3 separate regions of the Homo sapiens genome follow, and all the other regions are linked to region 2. Evidence: chromatin contacts called from ENCODE Hi-C or POLR2A ChIA-PET data. All regions are on one chromosome and are shown on one strand. Each heading gives the region's core, a stretch centred on a gene start or an enhancer-like site at or near the end of the contact. The rest is flanking DNA. Distances are from core to core; before and after follow the strand shown. Region 1 holds the start of CCDC136 (coiled-coil domain containing 136). Region 2 holds the start of STRIP2 (striatin interacting protein 2). Region 3 holds the start of CALU (calumenin).

Evidence for each region. A loop is a pair of places that touch in the nucleus more often than their neighbours do. ChIA-PET counts read pairs that join two places held with the same protein, here RNA polymerase II (POLR2A). Pooled maps may share reads with other maps.
Region 1: a loop to region 2 is called in a pooled map, with 11 times the contacts of the local background. The contact joins the promoter of CCDC136 here to the promoter of STRIP2 in region 2. A Hi-C loop is called at or near these places in 6 of 50 pooled maps. POLR2A ChIA-PET finds 5 or more read pairs at or near these places in 2 of 52 experiments (PC-9 and naive thymus-derived CD4-positive, alpha-beta T cell).
Region 3: a pooled map shows a loop between it and region 2 (9-fold over the local background). The contact joins the promoter of CALU here to the promoter of STRIP2 in region 2. A Hi-C loop is called at or near these places in 8 of 50 pooled maps. POLR2A ChIA-PET finds 5 or more read pairs at or near these places in 2 of 52 experiments (PC-9 and activated T-cell).

Annotation. Positions count from the first base shown.
Region 1 is chr7:128,790,594-128,793,293 of GRCh38, forward strand. It overlaps CCDC136 (coiled-coil domain containing 136), which reads left to right and starts at 1,375. Exons shown (of 18, transcript NM_022742.5): 1 at 1,375-1,834. The coding sequence starts at 1,819. RefSeq lists silencers at 482-951, 490-758.
Region 2 is chr7:129,432,988-129,435,687 of GRCh38, forward strand. It overlaps STRIP2 (striatin interacting protein 2), which reads left to right and starts at 1,445. Exons shown (of 21, transcript NM_020704.3): 1 at 1,445-1,614. The coding sequence starts at 1,486. RefSeq lists a silencer at 1,325-1,804.
Region 3 is chr7:128,738,100-128,740,799 of GRCh38, forward strand. It overlaps CALU (calumenin), which reads left to right and starts at 1,260. Exons shown (of 7, transcript NM_001219.5): 1 at 1,260-1,333. RefSeq lists silencers at 867-1,006, 1,077-1,216 and an enhancer at 1,497-1,596.

The DNA.
Region 1 (2,700 bases), core at 125-2,624, 640 kb before region 2:
GAATAAACGAATGGTTGAAGACGTGAAATAAGCCCCCTGGGCTTCCAAATCTCCCTTCCACGAGAGTGAACATCAGTCGTGCCCACTCTGAGCGGGCTACTGTGGGGGCGTGGCTCGCAGCCCACCGGGTGTGGGACCGGAAGGGAAGACAGGGCGGAGGAGAGGGGGTCTTCCGGCCCTGAGGCTTGATGGGGCCACCGGAGGGCTCCTCCTAAGAGGGTCCTTGGCCCTGGCTCGGTGGGGGGTCGCGGAAAGCGGAGAGGTCAGGGCCCTGCCGTTCGCCCATCCGGGCCTCGACTTCCCTCCTCCGGCCCCCAGGCTGCCGAGGGGCCACCGGGCAGGGGTGGGCAGGGCCTGGGGCCGGAGTCAGCGCGGACTGCTAGGTGGGGGCGCCGGCCGGGCGGGGGAGGGAGGGAAGGAGGGGCGCGCGTGTCTGCGCTTTTGGAGGAAACAGTCCCACCTCGTCCTTTGCCGTCCCCATTGCTGAGCATGACCGGGCCCTGACACCTGGTGCAGAAGGGTCCCTGGGCACAGCAGACCCCGGGGGGACCCGCCGCCAGAACCAGGGGATCTCGCTCCTCCCTCTTGGGGCAGCCATAAGCCTAGGAGCTCCTGACGCTGTCCGGGCCCCGCGGCTCCCCGCGCTCTCTAGGGGAGAGCCTTGGGGCGTATCCGGGGTCGCGCTCACCCTCCCGCGCCGCCCCCTGCACGGGCTCGGAGCTCCCGAGTGCTGGGAGGGCTTCCGGGCGGCGGCGAGCGGCGGGGGGCGGTGTCAGGAGGCCCGGCCAGGCCCCGCCCCCTCGTCCGCCCTCCCTCCCTCCCTGCGCACCCGGCTCGGGTCCCCGGGCTCGCGGCTGCGGCTTCTGCTCAGGGAGGCGGAAGGCGGCGGCGGGAGCGGTCATGGAGGCGGGCGCCGGAGCCGGCGCGGGAGCCGCGGGCTGGAGCTGCCCGGGCCCAGGTCAGAGCCGCCCCTCCGTCACCTGTCTACCGCCCCTCCTTTCTCTCCTCCATCCCTCCTCCTTCCAGACCCCCAGGTGCTCCCGGCCTCCGCGGCTCCCCTTTCTCCGCCCAAAGTCTTCCTCCCTCCATCCTGGCCTCCACCGGGGCCCGGTCTCCATCCTTCCGGCCTGGGACTGAGGCTTCCGCGCACCGGCCGCATCCTGCCTGGTGGTCCCTCCCCAGCGCGTCTCTCCACTTCAGTCCGACGGTGCTTCCAGCCTTCGGGACTGCAGACCCTACACCTCCTGCAGCCCCGGAGACTCCTGAGCGCGGGGCGAGGGTGGGGTGGGCAAGGTCCAGCGAGAGAATGGGAGGAGAGGGGAGGGGAGCGGTCGCAGCCCTACCCCTTCCCGCACGCCCCCCACTCCTCCCTCCCTCCATCTGTAGGCCACCTCAGCCTTTCAGCCTCTTCTTCACTGGCTCCCGCCCTCTTTCAGTCTTGGCCCTCTCCTCCCTGTCCCCCCGGACTAAATACGCACACCCCCTCTTTCTTTCTGTGCAAGCAAGAGGGTCCTGGAACAGCGGGTTCTGAGGAGGCTGGGAGGCAGGGCTGAGAGGTGGCCGAGAGAGAGGAGTCGCAGAGCCGCCAGAGTGAGTCAGGCACCTCCACTGGGATTACAGATCCCAGAGCCTCGAGGAGCTGGAAGACATGTCCCCTTCTTTCCTCTGCACCCCAGCCCGCAGCCAGCCCCCCACCCCCCAGCCCCTCCTTTCTCCCTGCTCTCAGGACCCACAGTGACCACTCTAGGCTCCTATGAGGCTTCCGAGGGCTGTGAGAGGAAGAAGGGCCAACGCTGGGGGTCCCTGGAACGACGGGGGATGCAAGCTATGGAGGGTGAGTTTTCCCAAAAGGCTTCTTTCTTTCCCCTCCCCTCCTCCCTTAATTCCCTTCTTTCCTCCCTCTGACCCCCAGGCCTCTGAGCCAGGACACAGCCCTTCCCTCAGTTCATCTTAGCCCCTCTTCCTGCAGCTCAGAGCTCCAGCCCTTCCCAGGGCTCAGGCTTTGACAGAAGTTCAGGATGCATCCCTTCGGGACCCCAATCACCCCCCAGCTAACCAGGTTATGTGTCCCGAGGGAGCTGCCAGACAGAGAAAGAGGCCTTGTTGGACAGAGCTTTGAAGCAGCCTTTCAGCAGGGGGTTTGTCCTCACTGCCTGCCGACCCAGATCCCAAGCTGTCTCTTATTTTAAAAAGCAAGGAACTGGGCATGTGAATTGTCTTTCTGGGGCCACCAACATTAACTTCGAATGGAAGCCTGTGGCTTTGGTTCTTTAGGATACCTTATTGCCTGAAAGAGAGAGCCTAGGAGGGGGCGCGTGAGGCCATCCTCCCAACACACGTGTATCCCCACCACACCCATGTGACTTGGCAGTTGCTGCCAACACCAGGCCCCTGGAAGGACGCTGGTCCATTTGCCAGTACTTCCTGTGAAGTGTTGCACGTTGCACATTCAGTATGGGCAAACCTGCTCCCCCTAAGGGGGACAGATGGCACGAAGGGTCCCAGTTGAACCTAAGGCTGCTGATATTAGATAAAGTAAGACCAGAGATTCAGAATTTTAAAACAAAGCAAACAATCACCATCCAGACAACATTTTGCTATTTATAGGGACTGCGTTGCAGTAAAGGAGCGGGTGCTCACAACCAGAGGCTGGGGGCCAGCACCAAACCCCAGTTTTTTTAATGCATTAAAATGGTAGGC
Region 2 (2,700 bases), core at 195-2,694:
TCGCCTATGAACTGGCAAAGGGAAAAGTGAGAGAGAGAGAGAGATGTTAAGAAAGGGACAGGGTTGTCCCTAAGGTATGGGAAGGTGGAGTAATTCCTCTAGGCCCTTTGCTTTGGGTATATCGTGGAAAATGTTAGGATTTTGGATCTAGGCAGAACTGGTTTGACACCAACACAACCTGAATGAGTTGAGGGCTAAAAGGAAAGCTTTGTGGAGGAGGAGGAGGTGACAACTAACTAGAATCTTTATGAGAGAAAAGGAATCAACCAGGAGAACAGAAGACAGTCTCCTCCAGAGAACAGCATAGGCAAGACCCTGAGACAAGATAGAATATGATACCTTGGAAACCGCAGGGAGGAATCTGCAAGTGCCGGTTTCTTCATCAGTAACATTGGATTCGTAAAAACACCCTGTCGGGGAGAGGTATGATGTGATATTTGGAAAGCGCTTACTGCAGTGCCTGGCACCAAGCTCAGTTCAACAATCCCCCAGACCCTTCCTAAAGCAACCAGGCTGGGGACAGCGATTTGGTCCCACCTGTTCCCCTGAGCCTACGTCTTTGGGGCTTCTATTACCAAGCCAGACTGTCTAAATATTTACTACAAGCTACTTTTTAAATTCAGGAGAGGGCAGATCAAACAGCCTCTTTTGCCCCCAGTAACAATGAGCCCTTAGGAAGCATCTAAGAGAGAGGAAGGAAAGAAAGGACTGGCGAGCAGGTGAGGGTGGGGGCTTGCTCTACCCTCAACATTTACACACCATGAGGAAGAGGCCCCCTACAGCAGAGAAGGGCAGATGACAGGAGCAGCCCTCGAGGGCACCACCAATTTCAGTGATGGAAAAACTCCCCCATCCCACCCTTAGACCTCCAGTCTCCCAGCCAAGCCCTAGCTCCGGGCGAGATGCGTTCTCTTCAGAAAAACGCTGAGAATTCTCAGCTTCCAGAGACAGCGAGTCCCTCGTTTCGGGCGATGTCCCTGGCCACCTGGCGGTGCCATCCCTCCCCTGAGACTAAGCGGGATATGGGACGTGTGCAGGAGCCGGGATATGGGGGGCCGGGTCGGTGGTAACAGGGAAACGGAGACTGCTGTGGAGCAGTAGGCGGAGACTAGAGCTCCGGAAAAGGTCGCTACAGGGACGGGGGTGAGAGCTGAGAGACACCGAGTGAGGAGCACAGAGATAACCCGCCTGATCTCAAGGCCCAGCTTTCGCGAGGTGTGGAGCCTGTAGCTAACCTAGGAGTCTCCGTCCGCCAGCAATGCCGCAGGACTAAAAAGATCCCCTCAAAAATCTCTTCATTGAGCCCCCACCTCCTCGAGTCCCGCTCCGGCCGGTCGAGCAGCCAATCGCCTCGCGGGGCGGGGTTGCGGCGAGCTGCCGTAACCAATAGAGGTGGAGGGGGCGGGGCCTGGCTCCCGGCGCGCGGCGGTAGGGTCGCCTCCGGCAAAGCGAGCTGAACCCTGAGGGGAGCCGCTGACCAGCAGCATGGAGGACCCCGCCGCGCCTGGGACCGGGGGCCCGCCCGCAAATGGCAATGGCAACGGCGGCGGCAAAGGGAAGCAGGCGGCGCCCAAGGGCCGCGAAGCGTTCCGAAGCCAGCGGCGGGAGTCAGAGGTGAGGAGCCCGGAAAGCTTCGGCTGGGGCCCGGAGACGCCCGCCGGCGGGAAGCGGCGGCTGAGGTGATTCGGCCTCGGCCCCGGAGCCCTCGGCGCGCTCGATCAGCCCCGCGCAGTGGGCGCCTGCGGGGTCCTAGCGGCTGAACTCTGGGCTCTTTGGCCCGGACCAGTGTCCGCCCGTCTCCTGCCGCGGGTTGGGGGCTTTCTAGCCCTCTGGCTTTCCCCCGCTGCGCGAAGATGAGCGCGGTATTGAGCGGACCAGATACTTTCCAAATATTTATCTCACTTAATCGCTGCAGCCCCCTGAAGCAGAAATTCCGATCCCAGTTTATAGACGGGGGAACAGGAGCGGAGAGGTTAAGTGACTGGCTTGAGGGGTGGGAGGCTGGAGCTCAGCCGCAGGAAAGCAGGATTGGCGAGTGGGGCAACCGCAGTCCCCCTCCCAGGCTGCCTGCGGCGGGCCCCTGGGCCAGCCGAGGGACTTCTGCCCGTTCCCTGCCCGTCCCCTTCCCCCCGTAAGTCTTAGGCCGTTTCGGGAGCGCCTTCCGCGGACATCAGGCCCCTGCCTGTGAGGGCTGAGCGAGACGGGATTCAGGCAGGGGCAGTCCTGGAGTGGCTATCTGGAGGGAGCAGTCGCAGGATACAGATAGGAGTGTGAATATTTCGATCTCTTCCTCCTCTCCTGAAAAAAGAAACCCTATCTATGAAGATGAAAGCGTTGAATTATTATCACTTCCCTATCCCCTCATTGAGGCAGTTCCCATCAGTTGGATCTGAGCGGGGATCAGAATAGACGACAAAATATCAGATGTGGCAGGGTCTGCAGATATCATCTGGTATAACCCTTTCATTTTACAGACCTAAAAAAAAGAGGAGTGACTTGCCCAAGATCAGACATCTGGCATAGTTGGTGGTCAAGAACACCAGACTTTGGAGTAGTCAGACCAGGTTTTGACTCCTAGCCCTATCATTTACTACCTGTGTGATTTTCGGCACATTACGGAACCTCTCTGAGCTCCAGTTTCTTCATCTGTAAGATGAGATTAACACTGCCTACCTCAGAAGGTTGTGATAAAGTCAAAAT
Region 3 (2,700 bases), core at 10-2,509, 700 kb before region 2:
TACTCTTCTTGCTGAATAGTCCATTTGGGACTTCCTTAGTCCAGCCTTAGTCATATCTTCCTCTGAAGCCTTCCCTGACTACCACCAAGGGTCACTGACACTCCTTTGAATGCCAGAAGGATTAGTTGTAAACCTTTCACGTTGACAGTAACTAGCTTGCTTTCATGAGCTTAACTGTTTCATGAGTTTACAACTTGTCTCAATTTGATTTTAAACTACAGAGGCTTTATGTGCTAAGAATGCCACAGGTTTACATTCCATTTGTGTTGAAGCTATAGTAGCCTTTATTTGATATTTGTTTTAATTTCATGACATGAAATTAAATTTTCAGGGACATGCAACGGGTTCGGCCCATTCCCTTCACTTAACATTACTGAGCTGGGCAGTAAGCTCAGAGTTGCAGATATAAAGATGAATAGACAGATACCTACCCAGGAGCTTACTCTAGAAGAGGACAGATGGATAAGCTACATTTTATAGCAGAATTTGGCAAAGTGTACTGAAGCTATAAACAGCTATGATGGTAAATAAGGTAAGAATTATGCTTAGTGAGGTCAGGGAAGGCTTCTAGAGCTAACATCTGAACTGGGACTTCTATTGGCAAGGCAGAAAATCAGGAAAACGCACTTATTCCTGGCAGAGGAAGCCTCTTGATCAAAAATCTTAAGAGATGAAAAAGGACCGGTTGTTAGGAAACAGATGATGGTGCCCAGAGCGCAAGATGAGGGGGAGTGTTGGGAGATGGAGCTAAAAGATACACTGGTGCCAAAGACTGAAGAGCCTCCTGTAGATAGCGCAGGGCGCAGCGCTGAAGGGAAAGAAAAAGTTGGGATTGTTCAATAAAGTTGGTGACTGATTCAGTCGGATTAATTCCGCCCTGGTGGTCTTGTGGGAATGAAGATAACTAGCAGGATAGTCTAAGAAGCCCTGTGGAAGCAGAGTCATGAGCTGTGAATGGGGACGTGGCGGCCACACGGCCGCGCCCACGCCACCCGCAGTACGGGGCTGGGGCTGGGGCTGGGGCTGGAGCCCGCCGTCCCAACAATCCCGGGGACGAGAGTTGGGCGGGAATCCGCTCCACGCAACTCGGCGCGGTCCCGGGGACGTGGCGCTTTCCAGCCAATCCCGGCTATGCGATTGTTAGACCAATGGCTACTCGGGGACGCTATGCGACAGCGGCGGGTTTGCTGATGATTGGTCGGGAGGCCGCCGGCGAGGCGGATGAGGGCGGGGTGCGGACCCGCTTCCGGTTGGGCGGTGCTTGCGCGCGTGAGCTGAGCCGGTGGGTGAGCGGCGGCCACGGCATCCTGTGCTGTGGGGGCTACGAGGAAAGGTAAGTACGGTGATGCCCAGCCCCTTCACCACTGCCTCATCTTTATTCGCTTTCTTTCTGTCCCCGGTCTTGTTCTTGGCGCGGCAGGGGACTGCCTCACTCGGTGCCGCTGTCTCTGCTGGCGCCCGGGTCCCAGGCCTGATGCTGCTGGAGATCCCGGGACCCTCTGTGTGCAGCCTGGGATGGAGGCCGCCGCCCGTCTTACCGCGCGCTCTGGGAAGGGGGCTGGTCCGGTGGAACTCTGTCCCGTTGGGTACTGTTCTGTGCCTGGTTTGCTGCGTCCTGGTCCTCCATCTCTAGGTCACGCCACTCACCGAGTCTCTGGCACCAGAGGGTCATTTTTTGCCTCCGGAAGGTCGGAGGGCATTTGGATAGTGTTATTGTAAGAGTTCCTTGCCGCCTCCACTCACCATCCTGCTTGTATCTGCCAGCTCCGCCCCAAGGCCACATCCCGACAGTAGGGTGCATCTGCCAAGGTCGTGTTCACTCACCTAAAGGGTGCAGAAACAAGGGGGGAGAGAACGAGTGACGACACTAGGTGATATCTATGATTTTAAAGAAAAGCTGAATGTTTAGAGCTTCCATATTTGGCTACGTACTTCAGTTAGCGACGGAAAATAGTTTTTAAAGCTTTATTGGGGAATTAATTTTTGTTACGTTTTTTGTTGCTTCTAGCCCCATATCCTACTGATTTTTAGCATGCTGCGGTCAGAAATAAACTTAATTCCCTATAGCTGCCGCGATTAAGCGTAGAGTGGCTTGCAGTTTCAAAAGCTGCTTTTGCATCAAGGCCCAAGCTCCGTGGGTCTCCTGCTAAAACTTTTGAGCCTGTGATCTGAATTCCTAAGTGTATAAAATTCTAGAATAGTGTCTTCGAGAATTGAGTTGCGTTCATTTTCTGGTGTGGACCATGAAGTCAACGTTAATGAATTGGGAATAAGGTGGCTTCTAGTTGTTTTTTGTTCTAGTAGCTTATTCAGCTTGGAGGCAGAGAACCTTGGAATCTCTGTTAAATTAGTCTGCCATAGAATGGAACTTGACACAAGACAAATGCAAGTTTGACCTCACTCAGTAGATTTAATTAACCAAATACCAAACGACAGTAATCACTGAAGAATTTATATAGTATAATCCAAATGAGGGACCAGATATAACCTCTAAGTTGTATTTGTCAAGAAAATGAGTTTGCCAAGACCTAATCTGAGGTTTTACTGTGATTGGGGGGTGGGGGGGTTCCAATAGGATTCTTTTGAGAATCACAAGTAGGAAAGCCATGAGCTCACAAAAATGTATTGAGTATGCCTGAGTGAATAGTACTCAATATAGCTTTGAAACCAACTCATTGTCACTCTCAATGTAATCATTGT